Regions from separate parts of the Homo sapiens genome. Here region 1 is linked to region 2. A link is a loop called in an ENCODE intact Hi-C map of the cell type or tissue named here. Cell type or tissue: body of pancreas. All regions are shown on one strand. Links, peaks and the distances in the headings refer to the core of each region. The heading gives the core; the rest is flanking DNA.

Evidence for each region. Hi-C counts contacts between places; a loop is a spot of excess contacts. Peaks named below come from ENCODE experiments on the same cell type or tissue, not always from the same donor. Only the 100,000 strongest peaks of a DNase experiment are listed, where the experiment ranks them.
Region 1: it touches region 2 in a loop (2.5-fold over the local background); 53 of 110 quality-filtered maps call a loop at or near these places.

What each region holds. Positions count from the first base shown.
Region 1 is chr19:3,034,885-3,043,949 of GRCh38, reverse strand. It overlaps a transcript of TLE2 not described here. Among named protein-coding and RNA genes, the nearest start is that of TLE2, 10 kb to the right of the region's middle. RefSeq lists silencers at 2,145-2,268, 7,450-7,509, 8,170-8,339 and an enhancer at 8,480-8,679. In body of pancreas, for the core only: CTCF peaks have their summits at 4,150 (motif pointing left), 7,035 and 8,210; DNase peaks (open chromatin) are centred at 4,169, 7,569 and 8,189; H3K4me3 peaks cover 805 bases; H3K27ac peaks cover 2,328 bases.
Region 2 is chr19:2,958,610-2,967,674 of GRCh38, reverse strand. No RefSeq gene overlaps it. Among named protein-coding and RNA genes, the nearest start is that of TLE6, 14 kb to the left of the region's middle. In body of pancreas, for the core only: a CTCF peak has its summit at 5,420 (motif pointing left); DNase peaks (open chromatin) are centred at 1,194 and 5,414; H3K27ac peaks cover 341 bases.

The sequences.
Region 1 (9,065 bases), core at 652-8,651, 76 kb before region 2:
TGCAGTGGTGCGATCTTGGCTCACTGCAACCTCTGCCCCCTGGGTTCAAGCAATTCTCCTGCCTCAGCCTCCCGAGTAACTGGGATTACAGGCCCCCGCCACCATGCCTGGCTAATTTTTTTGTTTTGTTTTGTTTTTTTGAGATGGAGTCTCGCTCTGTCACCCAGGCTGGAGTGCAGTGGCACGATCTTGGCTCACTGCAAGCTCCACCTCCCGGGTTCACGCCATTCTCCTGCCTCAGCCTCCCCAGTAGCTGGGACTACAGGCGCCCGCCACCATGCCTGGCTAATTTTTTTTTTTTTTTTTGTATTTTTAGTAGAGACGGGGTTTCACCATGTTGGCCAGGTTGATCTCAAACTCCTGACCTCAAATGATCCGCTCGTCTTGGCCTCCCAAACTGCCGGGATTACAGGTGCGACCCATGATGCAGGTCCCAGGTAGATGTTTTCTGATATTAAAAGCTGCAGAGGCCAGGCATGGCGCGGTGGCTCACGCCTGTAATCCCAGCACTTTGGGAGGCTGAAGCGGGCGGATCACGAGGTTAGGCGTTCGAGACCATCTCAAAAAAAAAAAAAAAAAAAAAAAGCTGCAGAAGGGGCCGGGTGCCATGGCTCACGCCTATAATCCCAGCACTTTGGCAGGCCGAGGCTGGAAGATTGCTTGAGGCCAGGCCGGGCATGGTAGTGTACGATTGTGGTCTCAGCTACTTGGGAGGCTGAGGCGGGAGGATTGCTTGAGCCTCGCAGGGAGCCGTGATCTTGCCACCACACTCTAGCCTGGGCGACACGGTGAGACCTTGTCTCAAAGCAATAACAAAAAACAAAAAGCTGTGCCGGGCAAGATGGCTCATGGCTGTAATCCCAGCACTTTGGGAGGCTGAGGAGGGAGGATCATTTGAGGCCAGGAGCTTGAGAGCAGCCTGGGCCACACAGTGAGACCCCTGTCTCTAAAAAATAAAAAATAAATTAATTAAAAACTAGAGAAGGGAGCTGAAACCGCCCCTGCCTGGTTTCCCCTCTGAGGGCCTAGGATTCCCCTCTAACTTTCTCTCCTGGGTAATGTCTGTCTTTGTCCCCCTCCTTCTCCAAGTCCCCACTGCCGTTAAAAAAAATTTCCTTTCATTTAAATTGTTAAGTCGAATATGAAACCGACTTCCGAGCTAGTACTGGAGAATGGACTTAACTGTTTGGTGCTTAATGAGAACAGCTTCTACATAGGATCTCTGGGGACTTGGGGAGAAGGGACAAACCCCTAATATGAAGCAAATAGAACTCAGGTTTGAAACAGATTATCCAACAATCTCCCTCGCCTCGCCCCCTCTGTCTCGGGGGTCTCTGATGGTCTCGTCTCCCTCTTTCTGCCATCTCTGGGCTTCTCCCTCTGTCCTTCAAAGTCTCCAGCTTGGGTCCCCTAACCTTCCCTGGATCTCTTCATTGGCGCCTCCCTCCCTACCATCCCCGTCCCCGCTCCCGCCCCCAGCCGCTGACCTCCCCCTGCAAACCTCTCCCACCCACCCAGGCCCACCGTCCTCCCAGGCCCCCTTACCCCTCCCGCAGTTGCTGGGAGCCTGCCAGGCCTGAAAGCCCGTCCCTCCTCCGCCCCCTCCCTCTCCCGCCACCTCCGCCCCTCTGCCCCTCCCCCGCACCTCACCGCCCCCCCTTCCTCCCTGCCCCTCCACAGGGTCCCCTCCACCCGGGGGCCTCCTCCTCTCCCCTCCTCTCCCCTCCCCTCCCCTTTGCCGCCTCCCCCTTTGTCCCTCCGTTTCCTCCTCCATTCTCTCCTCCTCCCCCTCCTCTTCCCTCCTACACCCCCTTCTCGGGTCCCGGGGAGGGGCGGTCCCCACGCTCCCTGCGCTCCCCCTACTCCCCGCAATCCCCTCACTCCCCTGCTGGGCCTGCCCGGGCCTGTCGGGGAACACGCTGGGCCGGGCCCGCGTGGCTAATGGTGGGTTCCCCCGCAGCACCGCGGGAGGAGGGGGCGGGCGACCCTGCCCTAGGCCTGCCCAACCCTGGGACTCGGGGCCCCCCGCAAAGGCAGCCACAGAGCTCCCAGCTGGAGCGCGTGGCTGTGTGACCGTGGGCAGGTCCCTAGGCCTCTCTGGGCCTGGCTGCCCCCAAAGCCTCAATTCCCAGCAACTGGATTGGTGGGGAAGAAAAACCAACCTGGGGCAGCAGCGGGCCTTTCATTCCTGTATTTATTGGGCGCCTACTGTGTGCCAGGCTTGGGTATCACGGACCCAGACGGAGCGCCTCTCGACCCTCGTGGAGCTCACAGAGTCATGGGGAAGGTTTGGAAAATAGGTCAAGACCATTGCAGAGAACACCAAGTGGTAGGAAGAAAAATCTAGCAAGGGTTGGTGACAGAGAGAGACGGGGCTGCTTGGCCCAGGAGAGGAGGGGAGGCCTCTCTGAGGAGGTGACATTTGAGCCGAGGAGGGTTTGACAGCAAGAGCCCATGTTGGGAGGTGGCTCTCAGGGAGGGGCGGGTGCTCCAGGCAGAGGGAATCCCGGTGGCGAAGCCTGGAGGCGGCACTGTACCCATCACAGGGCAAGCTCTCAGCCCATAATTCGGAGGGCCATGGTGTGTATATCAACCAGGTAGCCCAGTGATAATAGCAATGGCAGGCTGGGCGCGGGGGCTCACTCCTGTAATCCCAGCACTTTGGGAGGCTGAGGCAGGTGGATAATTTGAGGTCAAGAGTTCAAGACCAGCCTGGCCAACATGGTGAAACCCCATCTCTACTAAAAATACAAAAATTAGCCAGGCGTGGTGGCACGCACCTGTAATCCCAGCTACTCGGGAGGCTGAGGCAGGAGGATGGCTTGAGCCTGGGAGGTGGAGGTTGCAGTAAGCCGAGATCTCGCCACTGTACTCCAGTCTGGGCGACAGAATAAGACTCTGTCTCAAAAAAAAAAAAAAAAAAAAAAAAAAAAAAATATATATATATATATATATATAAATGGCAGCAGAGGCTGTCATCAAGGGCCACTCTGGGGTTGGTGACAGTACCATGCCCCTTTTCCAGATGAGCAAACGGAGGTCCACAGGGGTTAAAAGGTCTCACTGCAAACCAGAAACTGGATGAGGAAGATTCAGATTGAGGTCGATAATATAGCAAGACCCCATCTCTACAAAATCTAAAAAAATGAGCCAGGCGTGGTGGTGCACGATTGTGGTCTCAGCTACTTGGGAGGTTGAGGTGGGAGGATTTTGCTCGAGGCTTGCAGGGAGCCGTGATCATGTCACTGCACTCCAGCCTGGGCGACGGAGTGAGACCTTGTCTTAAAACAATAACAAAAAACAAAATGCTGTGCCGGGTGAGATGGCTCACGCCTGTAATCCCAGCACTTCAGGTGGCCGAGGCAGGAGGATCCCTTGAGGCCAGGAGTTCGAAACCAGCCTGGGTAACATGGTGAAACCCCATCTACTAAAAATACAAAAATGAGCCGGGCATGGTGGTGTGCACCTGTAGTCCCAGCTACTCGGGAGGCTGAGGCAGGAGAATCACTTGAACCCGGGAGGTGGAGGTTGCAGTGAACAGAAATCGAGCCACTGCACTCCAGCCTGGTCGACAGAGCGAGACTGTCTTAAAAAAAAAACAAACAAACGTTAAAAAGAAGATTCAGATTGGGCCATGCGGCCAGGGGTTTGTTCAACCCCCATCTGTGCTGTGCCTTCCAGGGGGACCAGGCTGGGCGAGTTTGGGGCCCAGCAATGAGCTCTCCAGGGAAGGAGGGAGGGTGGAGATAGAGACGGGAGTCCATGGCGATCCTAGGAGGGTGAACCCCCAACTGGGTACAGAGGGGTTACACGTGGTGTGGGTGATGGGGTTGCTGCAATGACCAGAAGGCCCTAGGGGCTTAAAAATGGGGTTTGTCTGTGGTGCCAGCCCCAGCTCTGCTTCCGCACCCCAAATTGTCCCCGCTGGGCCGCACACACTCCCACACAATAATAACGGTCGGGGCCTTTTCATCTATCGAGCTATTTGATCGTGTGATGACTCAATGAGACGTTTCTATAATTATCCCACTGTACAGGATCACAGTGACGCAGTGGCGGAGGTGGGGTTTGAACCCAGGCTTGCACATCAGTGACACTGGGTCTCACAGCCTCTGGAGGTAGTGTGATCTCTGCGATCTCAGCTGACCCCTACAGGTTGTGTTAGCGCTGGGCAGGTTAGCAGGGGACCTGGCATCGCGTCCGTCATGCTGGGTGACCTTGGTGAGGCTCTATCCCTCTATGGGCTTGTCCACTTACTCTCCCAATAAATACAGTGTAGCCGGTGGTGTGTTGGGGCCTGGGCAGACCGTACACACAGGAGGGAGCAGATAGTATGTGTTCCCAGAGCCACGAGGCCTCGGAAGACTGAGGGAAGCTGAGCAGGTAGGAGGAGGGGAGCTACTCTAGCCAGGCTGGCCTCTCTAGGATGTGATGTTTGATCTGAAAGGAAGAGAAAGGCTGGCCGTGGTTCAGGCAGAGGGAACAACCAATGCAGTGCAGAGGTCTTGAGGCTAGACTCTGGTTTGAGGAAGAGGGAGAAGGCCTGTGTGGCTGGAACAGAGGGGGAGAAGTGGGAGGAGGTGAGAGGAGGGAGGCGATGGAAGTCAGATCACATAGACAGAGGTAGGGAGTTTGGATTTTATGTTGAGGGCAATAGGGAGCTATGGAAGGTTCTTGAGCAAGGGAGGGATGGACTCTGATTCACTTTTTTTTTTTTTTTTTTTGGAGTGGGGAAAGGATAGAGTTTTGCTCTTCTTGGCCAGCCTGGAGTGCAATGGCACGGTCTCAGCTCACTGCAACCTCCGCCTCCCGGGTTCAAGCAATTCTGTCTCAGCCTCCCAAGCAGCTACAGGTGCCCGCCACCACACCCAGCTAATTTTTTTTTTTTAATTTTTATTTTTTTTTTGAGTCGTGGTTTTGCTCTTGTTGCCCAGGCTGGAGTGCAATGGTGCGATCTCAGCTCACTGCAACCTCCGCCTCCCGGGTTCAAGCGATTCTCCTGCCTCAGCCTCCCAAGTAGCTGGGATTACAGGCATGCGCCACCACCCTGGCTAATTTTGTATTTTTAGTAGAGACAGGGTTTCTCCATGTTGGTCAGGCTGGTCTTGAACTCCCGACCTCAGGTGATCCGCCCGCCTCAGCCTTCCAAAGTGCTGGGATTACAGGCATGAGCCACTGCGCCCGGCCTTAATTTTTGTATTTTTAGTAGAGACAGGGTTTCACCATGTTGGCCAGGCTGGTCTCGAACCTCTGGCCTCAGGTAGTCCCTCCATCTTGGCCTCCCAAAGTGCTGGGATTACAGGCGTGAGCCACCACGCCCAGCCCTGATTCACATTTCAATGGATCATCAAGGATGTGGGTGCAATGGAGAATGCATAGCATAGATGTGGAGCGTGAGGGGAGAGTGGGAGAGAAGGACCCTTTAGGACATAGTGGGGGCTGGACACAGTGTTTCACACCTGTAATCCCAGCACTCTGTGAAGCTGAGGGAAGAGGACTGCTTGAGCCCAGGAGTTGAAGACCAGTCTGGGCAACATAGTGAGACCCTGTCTCTACAAAAAAATTTTTTTTAAATTAGCTGAGTGTGGTGGTACACACCTGTGATTCCAGCTACTCCGGAGGCTGAGGCAGGAAGACGGCTTGAGCCCAGCGAGGTCAAGGCTGCAGTGAGCTATGACGGTGGCACTGCACTCCAGACTGGGTGACAGAGTGAGACCTTGTCTCAAATAATAATAAGGACAAAATAAATGTTGGGAGTACAAATAGCTACCCTTTATGGAGCATTTACTATGCATTATTATTATTGTTATTGTTATTATTATTTTTTTGAGACAGAGTCTCGCTCTGTCCCCCAGGCTGGAGTGCAGTGGTGTGATCTCAGCTCACTGCAACCTCCGCCTTCTGGGTTCCAAGGATTCTCCTGCCTCAGCCTCCTGAGTAGCTGGGATTACAGGCGTGTGCCACCTTGCTCGACTAATTTTTCTATTTTTAGTATAGATGGGGTTTCCCCACGTTGACCAGGCTGGTGTCGAACTCCTGACCTCAGGTGATCCACCCATCTTGGCCCAACTAAGTGCTGGGATCACAGGTGTGAGCCACTGCACCCGGCCTACTATGCATTATTGTAAGTACTTTATAGGCCTTATTTGAAGATTCTATTATTAATCTTGTGTTCCAGACAAGGAAACCCAAGCAGAGTAAACGTGCCTGGCACTGAGCCGTTGTCACTCTGGGACTTCTCCCCCAGCCGCCCAGTTCTTACTCAGGGAGAGGCTGGAGTTCCTGAGCCCCTCAGCCAATCCTAGTGCCTCCTACCACGGGCTCCCAGGCCCTGACTCCTGCTGGTCAGAACCCACTGTGACTTCAGGACCCATGCGAAAGTAGGCACAGGGGCCTTCTAACCCTAGGGGGTATCTACCTCCCCGACACTTCACAGCTGGGGGATGTTCCCAGATCCACACAGCAAAGCTAGGGGTCAGAGCCCAAGGCTCACTCTGTCACAGGAAAGGGCTTAAGGCTGCCCCATCTTTCTTCTGTCCACTTAGGGTTAGGGTAATCTAAAGGCACTGCTCAAATGAGGCAACTCCTATGCATTCTGCAAAACCCTAGCTTAAATACCGAAACCCAACATCTTTTTGTTTTGTTTTGTTTTTGTTTTTGTTTTTGAGACAGAGTCTCACTCTGTTGTCCAGGCTAGAGTGCAGTGGCGCGAACTCGGCTCACTGCAACCTCTGCATCCCAGGTTCAAGCAATTCTCCTGCCTCAGTCTCCTGAGTAGCTGGGACTACAGGAGCGTGCCACCATGTCCGGCTAATTTTTGTATTTTTAGTAAAGACCGGGTTTCACTATGTTGGCCAGGCTGGTCTCGAACTCCTGGCCTCAGGTGATCCGCCTGCCTCGGCCTCCTGAAGTGCTGGGATTACGGGCGTGAGCCACCACGCCCTGCCCCAACATCTATTAAATACTACCACCCAACATCTAGAAAGCTATCCCAACTTCCCAATGGGGGCGCTAAATCCTGGCTGAGCCTGCCCCCACTCCCACCCCCAGCTCTGATCCTCCCTAACCCCAACCCCGACCACAGGGGTTCTGAGAGAGCTGGGCTGTCTCCCCCTCCTCCCAAACTTGGGAGCCCCTCCTTGAGTTTCCACCAAGGTCAGCCCTGGCTGCTCCCAGGCAGAACAGCACGGAGTATGGGTTTCATGAAAGTTTTGTCCAGCAATCTCACTGTGCATCTGGGTAAACTGAGGCTCAAAGAGAGGCCCTGGAGGTTCTAGGGAGATGGCTCCTCATGTTCCTGGGTGGAAGGAAATGTGTGTGTGATTTTTCCGGGGGGCACACCGCCAAGCGTGGCGGGGAGCTGAGGCTCAGAGGTCACCCGCGAGCCCGGGGCCAGCGGGAGGGGACAGGCCTGGCTGGTGGCCCGGCAGTTCGGCTGGAGGGGGCGGTAGGCAGAGGTTGGCGGTGTCGGAAGCCAAAGGCTTGGCCTCCCCGAGGGAGCCGCTTTCCCGGCCCGGGTCGGATCAATGGGCTGTAATTATACCGCGCCGGGCCGGGAGCCGGCAGGGAGGGAGCGGGAGCTGGCGGGAGGGAGGCGACGGGCGGGAGAGCGCGGGCCGGAGAGGTACCCACGTTACTTTGATTGACAGCCTGGGCGGGAGCCGCGCGGGAGCTTCTGGGAATCGTAGTCTTTTTCTGAAAACCCGTGCTCTCCTCCAGCTTCCACGCTCGGGGAAACTGAGGCACAAGGCCCAGCACCACCCCCCTCCACCCCTGACTACCTATAGGCCCATCCCCCCCACCTGGGGGTAAAACTGAGACCGTTCCTGGAGCCCCCAGGCTCGGGTAAGAGCTTCAGCTCTTCGCCGGGCGTCCAGCGTGACTTAACTACTCTTTGCTTCAGTTTACCTATCTGTGAAATAGGGAGAAAGATGCAACCTCTGCTCCGCCAGCTAGCTGGTAGCATATTGCACGAGGGTCCCTTGTTTTGAAGGGGAGATAGGCCAGGCTTGGGGGTGACTCGCTTTCCCCTGTTTCTGGATAATAATGGAGCCTTAGCCCCCCCTCCTCCAATCCGGTCGAGCTCGGGCGTCCACTAGGGTCTCAGATTCTCCTAGGGAGGGGGGCCACACTCGCCAAACCCCGCCGGGAGCGCCGAGCTGCCTTCCGATTGGCCCTACTGATCCCAGTGCCTCCTGCCATTGGTTGCTGGTCTCCTAATCCCCATTGGCCAGTTTCCTATGTGACGTCACTGACCCATGTGGGAGCGTCGCGAGCGGATTGGCTGGCGCCCCCAGCCAACCACCGCGGAGAAAGGAATTTCCACAGTAGCTGGGGCGGCCAGGCTGATTTAAGGTGGTCTGAGCAATCCGGGGTCCCAGCGCAGCTTCTCAGCTTTTTCCCTTTTTTTTTTTTCCGTAAACCCACATCCACAACGTAAAACCCTAGCCAGGAACCAGGGGCTGAGCCTCTCTGTAATGGGAAGGGGGAGATCGGCGGCTGAGCTCCTTTTCCCCTCTGGCAGCTTCTTCCCTGATGGTGCAGCTGGGGAAACTGAGGCGCAAAGAGGGGGTCCGTGAAGTCCCGCGTGGCAAATGAAGTCGCTGGGGACTCTACCCACGTTGGAACACGCCTGGCAGGTTGCTTCCCTGCTTCCTGCTCTGGCCGGATGTGGTATTTTGGGGAGTTATGGAGTCACAGGCGGCCAAGGGTTCCCCAGTATGCACACAGTTGCTGGCAGCAGAGTCTCCCCAAATTCCACCCGCTGCTCCCAAAGTTGGGGATGTTGCTGCCCAGAGCAAAAACTCCTCCTTCCTGGCGGATCACACACTAAGGGATGGGGTGTGTTCCTGTGTGCGTGTGTGGTCTTGTGGCTTCTCGGGCAATCCACAAATCTGTATTTACCCTCCCCGGTGCAGTGTGCCTGTTAGAGGGATCTGAAGACTGCTGGGTAAAGATCCCCTGCTCTAGGGAGCCTCAGCTCACTCACCGGGCAATGCCCCTGTTCCTCGCCCGGCTCTGCCTTCATCCTTAGCTCGCTCCTGTGCTGACACTGACCCTATGTG
Region 2 (9,065 bases), core at 792-8,791:
TGGCTAACACAGTGAAACCCCGTCTCTACTAAAAATTTAAAAAATCAGGGCTGGGCGCGGTGGCTCACACCTTTAATCACAGCACTTTGGGAGGCCGAGGTGGGCGGATCACGAGGTCAGGAGATCGAGACCATCCTGGCTAACACGGTGAAACCCTGTCTCTACTAAAAATACAAAAAAAATTAGCCGGGCGTGGTGGTGGGCGCCTGTAGTCCCAACTACTCAGGAGGCTGAGGCAGGAGAATGGCGTGAACCCAGGAGGCAGAGCTTGCAGTGAGCCGAGATCCTGCCACTGCACTCCAGCCTGGGCAACAGAGCGAGACTCCATCTCCAAAAAAAAAAAAAAAATCAGCCGGCATGGTGGCGGGTGCCTGTAGTCCCAGCTACTCGGGAGGCTGAGGCAGGAGAGTGGCAGACGGAGCTTGCAGTGAGCCAAGATTGCGCCACTGCACTCTAGCCTGGGTGACAGAGCGAGACTCCATCTCAAAAAACAAAAAGAAAAAAGGAAGTTTGATGCAAATTTTTGGGGTTTGCAGCCTTTTATTTTTTTCTTTTATTTTTTTGAGACAGGGTCTCATGCTATTGCTCAGGTTGGAGTGCAGTGGCCCCATCATGGCTCACTGTTGCCTCAACCTACGAGGCTTAAGTCATCCTCCCACCTTAGCCTTCTGAGTAGCTGGGACTACAGGCATGTGCCACCACGCCTGGCTATTTTTTATTTTTTATTGTTTTGTAGAGGCAGAGTCTGGCTGTGTTGCTCCGGCTGGCCTCAAACTCCTAGGCTCAAGTGATCCTCCTGTCTCGGCCTCCCAAAGTGCTGGGATTACAGGTGTGAGCCCCGTGCCCGGCATGCAGTCTTTTGTGATATTTTCTTGTTATCAGGCATCCATGCATGAGAACGCACTATTCAAAGCTGTCCCTGGCTCTATTTGTCACTTTGCTGTTGTTGTTGTTTTTTTGTTTTTAGACAGAGTTTCACCTTGTCACCCGGGCTGGAGTACAGTGGCGCGATCTCGGATCACTGCAACCTCTGCCTCCTGGGTTCAAGTAATTCTCATGCCTCAGTCTCCTGTGTAGCTGGAATTATAGACACCCGTCACCACGCCCAGCTGATTTTTTTTGTAGTTTAGTAGAGACTGGATTTCACCATGTTGCCCAGGCTGGTCTTGAACTCCTGAGCTCAGGCAATCTGCCAATCTCTGCCGCCCGAAGTGCTAGGATTACAGGCATGAGCCACTGCACCTGGCGTCACTTTTTTTTTTTTTTTTTGAGACGGAGTCTCGTTTCGTCGCCCCAGCTGGAATGCAGTGGCACAATCTCGGCTCACTGCAAGCTCCGCCTCCCGGGTTCACACCATTCTCCTGCCTCAGCCCCCCAGTAGCTGGGACAACAGGTGCCCGCTGCCACGCCCGGCTAATTTTTTGTATTTTTAGTAGAGATGGGGTTTCACCGTGTTAGCCAGGATGGTCTTGATCTCCTGACCTTGTGATCCGCCTGCCTCGGCCTCCCAATGTGTTGAGATTACAGGCGTGAGCCACCGCGCCCGGCCTTTTTTTTTTTTTTTTTTTTTTTTTTTAACACAAGTCACTCCATTTTGATTCTGACAACTTTCTTTTTTTTTTTTTTCTTTCATACGGAGTCTCGCTCTGTCTTCCAGGCTGGAGTGCAATGGCATGATCTCGGCTCACTGCAACCTCCGCCTGCCGGGTTCAAGCGATTCTCCTGCCTCAGCCTCGCAAGTAGCTGGGACTACGGGTGCACTTCACCACACCTGGCTAATTTTTGTATTTTTAATAGAGACGGGTTTCACCGTGTTAGGATGGTCTCGATCTCTTGACCTCATGATCCACCCGCCTCGACCTCCCAAAGTGCTGGGATGACAGGTGTGAGCCACCGCACCCAGCCTGATTCTGACGACTTTCATATGAGTAACTATAACAACTCAATGTTTTCATCAACCACTAAATCCCATTTTACATAGGAGGAAATTAAGTCCCAGAGAAGCTAAGTGACCTACTTAGGACCACACAGTTGCTAAGTAAACTAGGATTTTATCCCAGGCAGTCTTGCTCCAGGAGGTATTCCCATAACCCTTACGCCATCATAGAGAGATCCAGTTAGGATCTGCTCAGGTAGTGGCATTAGACTGGACCTCCTCATGAACCCAAGCTTGGAGGAAGGGGCATCCACATCCACTCCAAAAGTGGGTTTTGAGGGCCAGGCACGGTGGCTCACGCCTGTAATCCCAGCACTTTGGGAGGCCGAGGTGGGCGGATCACCTGAGGTCAGGATTTCAAGACCAGCTGAGTCAACATGATGGAACCTCGTCTCTACTAAAAATGAAAAAACTAGCTGGGTGTAGTGGCGCGCACTTGTAATCCCACCTACTCGGGAGGCTGAGGCAGGAGAATCACTTGAACCCGGGAGGCGGAGGCTGCAGTGAGCCGAGCTCCCACCACTGTACTCCAGCCCGGGTGACAGAGTGAGACTCCACCTCAAAAAAAAAAAAAAAAAAAAAAGAAGTGGGTTTTGAATCTCCTGGACCTGGCTTTCCTCTCAAAAGAAATCCAGAGACATTAGTTAGCTATTGCTGTGTAACAAATTGCCCCTAAACTTGCTGGGCCATTTACACGAATTGTTGAAACAATCAACATTTATTATCTCACAGTTTCTGATGGTCCAGAATCAGGGGGCAGCTTTGTTGGTTCAACATAGGGTCACTGATGAATAATTATTCATGTTCAAGCCTCTATTTTTTTTTTTTTTTTTGAGACAGGGACTGAGACTCACAGGCTAAGTGCAGTAGGGTGATCACAGCTAACTGCAGCCTCAAACTTCCAGGCCCGAGCGATCCTCTGGCCTCAGCCTCCTGCGTAACTGGAACTACAGTCCCCTGCCACCACGCCCAGGTAATTTTTGTTTGTTTTTGCAGAGACAGGGTCTCCCTATATTGCACAAGCTGGTCTCGAACTCCTGGGTGTTTGAGTCTTTCTTTATCCCCTCTTCAATCGAACACCCTCTGTCATCCAGAATTCAATTAACAAATCTCTTCTCAGTGATGTTTCTCTTATTGTATTTATTTATTTATTTATTTATTTATTTTGAGACCCAGGGTCTCTCTCTTTTGCCCAGGCTGGAGCGCAGTGGTGTGATCTTGGCTCACTGCAACCTCTGCCTCCTGGGTTCAAGTGATTATCCTGCCTCAGCCTCCTGAGTAGCTGAGATTACAGGGGCGCACTATCATGCCCAGCTAATTTTTGTTTTGTTTAGTTTTGTTTTTGAGATGGAGTCTCGCTCTGTCGCCCAGGCTGGAGTGCAGTGGCGCAATCTCGGCTCACTGCAAGCTCCGCCTCCTGGATTCACGCCATTCTCCTGCCTCAGCCTCCCAAGTAGCTGGGACTACAGGCACCTGCCACCATGCCCGGCTAATTTTTTTTTTTTTTTGTATTTTTAGTAGAGACGGGGTTTCACCGTGTTAGCCAGGATGGTCTCGATCTCCTGACCTCATGATCCGCCTGCCTCGGCCTCCCTAAGTGCTGGGATTACAGGCATGAGCCATCACGCCCAGTCTACTTTTTTTTTTAGTAGAGATGGGGTTTTGCCATGTTGGCCAGGCTGGTCTCAAACTCCTGACCTCAGGTGATCCCCCTGCCTCAGCCTCCCAAAGTGCTGGGATTACAGGTGTGAACCATCGCACCCAGCAGACACTTCTCTGATTTAAATCACTCCATCTTTCCCGAGTTTTCCTAATCGTCCCACCACCCTGTGATATTTTCTTGTTTGTTTCATTCTTCCTTGTCTGTCCTGGACGGGCTCTGTAAATTATTGCTAGAAGGAGATGACTGAGTGGGGAGAACTTTTTTTTTTTTTTAAGATGGAGTCTCGCTCTGTCGCCCAAGCTGGAGTTCAGTGGCGTGATCTCGGCTCACTGCAGTCTCCGTCTCCCAGGTTCAAGCAATTGCCCTGCCTCAGCCTCCTGAGTAGCTGGGATTACAGGTGCGCGCCACCATGCCCGGCTAATTTTTGTATTTTTAGTAGAGACAGGGTTTCACCATGTTGGCCAGCCTGTGCTTGAACTCCTGACCTCAAGTGATCCACCCGCCTCAGCCTCCCAAAGTGCTGGGATTACAGGAGTGAGCCACCGTGCCTGGCCAGAGTGGGGAGCACTTTAACCCACCCACATGCATGTTTTTTGGTGTCTGCTTTCCTTGGATGTCTCAGTTGCGAGGGTCCACGCTAGCTTTGCCCCTATGGCATGCCTGGGCCTGATGGGGCCCTGCACTTCCTCTGGACACTGGTTCCCATCAAGGCCAGTTATGGTAGCTCACACCCTCAGTCCCAGCTACTCTGGAGGCTGTGGCAGGAGGCTTGCTTGAGCCTAGGAGTTCGAGACCAGCTGGGCAACATAGCAAGATCCCATCTCTACAAAAAATAAATAAATAAAAAACAAAAAAAGAAAGTAAAGGATTGGAGTCTTTTGAAGGTCAAGCTGTGGATCGTAGTTTACATTTTACCCTTTAAGAACCATCCCCTCGGGCCAGGTGCAGTGGCTCAAGCCTGTAATCCCAGCACTTTGGGAGGCTGACGCTTGCAAATCACCTGAGGTCGGAATTTCGAGACCAGCCTGGCCAACATGGTGAAACCCCATCTCTACTAAAAATACAAAAATGAGCCAGGCATGGTGGTGCATGTCAGTAATCCAAGCTCCTTGGGAGGCTGAGGCAGGAGAATCGCTTGGACTTGGAAGGTGGAGGTTGCAGTGAGCCAAGATTGCACCACCACACTCCAGCCTGGGTGACAGAGGGAGACTCTGTCTCAAAAAAAAAAAAAAAAAAAGAAGGCCAGGCGCGGTGGCTCACGCCTGTCATCCCAGCACTTTGGGAGGCTGAGGCGGGTGGATCACCTAAGGTCAGGAATTCAAGCCCAGCCTGACCAACAAGGTGAAACCCTGTCTCTACTAAAAATACAAAAATTAGCTGGGCGTGGTGGTGGGCACCTGTAGTCCCAGCCACTCGGGAGGCTGAGACAGGAGAATTTCTTGAACCCAGGAGGCGGAGGCTGCAGTGAGCCGAGATCATGCCACTGTACTCCAACCTGGGCGATGGAGTGAGACTCCATTTAAAAAAAAAAAAAAAAAAGAAGAGAACCATCTCTTCCGGGCTTGGAGAGGGGATGTGGCTTCTCCTGGTTCCGTGGTCAAGAGACTCAACTCCCCCAGCTAATTGGTATAAATTTAGAACTGAGTGTGGCCACAGTTAGTTAAACAAGGCATTTTAGGCTATTGAGGGGAAATTCCCAGCTGCCCAATTCTTCATTCCAATCAGGACTCCTAAGTGAAAGGGATGGGTTCATCCCATTGAGACTCTCAAGGCAGGGAGGGGCTGTTCTGAATTGAACTTATGGTCTCTGCTACCCCCTACAGGTCAAATGTTATATGAGCGCTTCGTTGACGTAATTTACATAAGATGACGTCATACATTTAAAGCATATTGTTCAATGACTTTTAGCAAATGTGTCCAACTGCACAACCATAACCACAATCCAATTTTAGAAAATTTCCATCACTAGGCCGGGTGTGGTGGCTCACGCCTGGAATCTCAGCACTTTGGGAGATCGAGGCGGGCGGATCACGAGGTCAGGAGATCAAGGCCATCCCGGCTAACAGGGTGAAACCCCCGTCTCTACTAAAAATACAAAAAAATAAGCCGGGTGTGGTGGCGGGCGCCTGTAGTCCCAGCTACTCGGGAGGCTGGGGCAGGAGAATGGCGTGAACCCAGGAGGCGGAGCTTGCAATGAGCTGAGATGGCGCCACTGCACTCCAGCCTGGGCGACAGAATCCGTATCAAAAAAAGAAAGAAAGAAAGAAGGAAATTTCCCTCATCAGAAGAATGTTCCTCTTGTCTGTTTGTTGTTGTTTTCAGACGAAGTCTCGCTCTGTCGCCCAGGCTGGAGTGCAGTGGTGCGATCTTGGCTCACTGCAACCTCCGCATCCCGGGTTCAAGTAATTCTCCTGCCTCAGCCTCCTGAGCAGCTGGGATTACAGACAGGCGCCACCATGCCCGGATAATTTTTGTATTTTTAGTAGAGACAGGGTTTCACCATGTTGGTCAGGCTGGTCTCGAACTCCTGATCCGCCCGTCTCGGCCTCCCAAAGTGCTGGGATGACAGGCATGAGCCACCACGGCCGGCCTCTTCTGTTTTTGTTTCTCTTTTTGCAAAGATGGGGTCTCGCTGTGTTGCTCAGAGTGGCCTTGAACTCCTGGCCTCAAGCGATCCTCCCACCTCAGCCTCCCAAAGACTTTCATATCTTTAAGTCAGTGGTTCTTAAATTTGAGTGTGCATCACAATTACCTGGGGCGGGGGGTGTTAAAACTCAGATTGTGGACCCCCAACCTAAGACTTTTTCAGGCAGCAAATCTGGGCCTGGGGCCTGAAAACGTGCATTCCTAGCAAGCTCCCAGGTGACAATGCTGCTGCCGCCACTCAGGGAACCACGGTTTGAGAACCGCTACTCTCTTTTTTTTTTTTTTTTTGAGACGGAGTCTCGCTGTCTCCCAGGCTGGAGTGCAGTGGCGCGATCTCGGCTCACTGCAAGCTCCGCCTCCCGGGTTCACGCCATTCTCCTGCCTCAGCCTCCCAAGTAGCTGGGACTACAGGCGCCCGCCACCAGGCTCGGCTAATTTTTTTATGTTTTTAGTAGAGACGGGGTTTCACCGTGTTAGCCAGGATGGTCTAGATCTCCTGAGCTCATGATCCGCCCGCCTCAGCCACCCAAAGTGCTGGGATTACAGGCGTGAGCCACCGCGCCCGGCCAAGAACTGCTACTCTCAATACTAAAGCTCAGGCCGGGCACGGTGACTCTCGCCTGTAATCCCAGCACTTTGGGTGGCTGAGGCAGGAGGATCACTTGAGCCCAGGAGTGGCCAACATGGTGATCAGCCTGGCCAACACGGTGAAACCCACCTTTACTAAAAATATAAAAATTAGGGCCGGGCACGGTGGCTCACGCCTGTAATCCCAGCACTTTGGGAGGCGGAGGCAGGCGGATCATCTGAGGTCAGGAGTTCGAGACCAGCCTGGCCAACATGGCGAAACCCCGTCTCTACTAAAAATAAAAAAATTAGCCGGGAGTGATGGCGCGCACCTCTAATCCCAGCTACTCGGGAGGCTGAGGCAGGAAAATTGCTTGAACCCGGGAGTCGGAGGTTGCAGTGAGCCGAGATCGTGCCACTGCATTCCAACTTGGGTGACAAGAGCAAGACTCCATCTCAAAACGAAACAAAACAAAAATTAGCCGGGCATGGTCGCGCATGCCTGTAATCCCAGGTAGTCAACAGGCTGAGGCAGGACAATCTCTTGAAACTGGGAGGCTGAGGTTGCAGTGAGCCAAGATTGTGTCACTGCACTCCAGCCTGGGTTACAGAGCGAGACCTTGTCTAAAAAAAAAAAAAAAAAAAAAAAAAAAAAAACTAAAGCTCAGCGTTCTATTTTTGGATTTGCAATGGTGATTTTTGATTCCATGCAATAATAGAGGACGGAGCTTTGCTACACCCCCACCCTGCCCCCCATCTCGCTGCCCGCTCTCTGTCTTCTTATTTGAGACAGGGTCTTGCTCTGTTGCCCAGGCTGGAGTGCAGTGGCACGATCATAGCTCACTGCAGCCTCAACCTCCCAGGTTCAAGCAGTCCTCCTGCCTCAGCCCTGCCCAAGTAGCTGGAACAACAGGTGTGTACCACCATGCTCCCCTAATTTTTGTATTTTTTGTAGAGACTCAAAAAAAAAGTTAGGTAAGATCCCGTCCCTCCTCTGCTGATACTCATCCTATGGCCCCACTCACTCAGAGGCAAAACTGAAATCTTTGGAATGGCTTTTGAAGGGCCCTTGGGATCTTTTCTTTTCCTTTCTTTCTTTCTACAGAGTCTCGCTCTTGTCACCCAGGCTGGAGTGCAGTGGCACTATCTCAGCTCACTGCAACCTCTGCCTCCTGGGATCAAGTGATTCTCCTGCCTCAGCCCCCTGAGTAGCTGGGATTACAGGCACTCGCCACCACACCCAGCTAATTTTTGTATTTTTAGTAGAGATGGGTTTCACCATGTTGGCCAGGCTGGTCTTGAACTCCTGACCTCAGGTGATCCGTCTGCCTCGGCCTCCGAAAGTGCTGGGATTACAGGTGTGAGTTATCGCGTCTGGCCTGCTTGCTTGCTTGCTTGCCTGCCTGCCTGCCTGCCTGCCTCCCTCCCTCCCTCCCTCCCTTCCTTCCTTCCTTCCTTTCCTTCTTTCTTTCTTTTATTTCTTTTTCCTTCCTTCCTTCTTTCTTTTTTCTTTTCTTCCTTTTTTTTTTGACACAGGATCTTGCTCTGTTGCTGTGTTGTGGAGGCTGGAGTGCAGTGGTGCAATCATAACTCACTGCGACCTCCGCCTTCTGGGCTCAAGAGATCCTCCCACCTCAGCCTTCCAAAGTGCTGAGATTATAGGCATGAACCACTGCACCCAGCCGGGCTCAATTTTTGCACCAATCCTATCTTCAGCCCTGGAGTCAGTTGGGCATCTTATTAAGTATGCGGATTTCTGACCCCAGCGTTGGGCTTCTAGCTCAGCAGACTGGGGAGTAGAACCTGGGGGATCCCTAGGAGACTAACATCTTTTTAGGGAGCTTCCTGATGGGTTTGGGGGATGGGAGCGTTAGAGGGAGGTGGGTGTGATTGTAGAAGGATCCAAGGGGACATCCTTGTGGTGCGGACAAAGTTCTGTACCTTGACTGTGATGGATACACAGACTTACCCAGGTTAACTTCACACACACACACACAGACACACACACACACACACACACACACACAAGTAAAATGGGGCCATGGGAAGAAGATGGATAGATTTTAACAGCGTCAATATCAGGGATGTGGTAATGTACTTTAGTTTTCCAAATGTCACCATTGGAGGAATCTAGGCCAAGTATAGAAAAGATGTCTGTACAGCAAGACTCTGTTTCAAAAAAAAAAAAGAAAAGATCTGTCTGTATTTTTATCATTATTATTTATTATTATTATTATTTGAGACTGAGTCTCG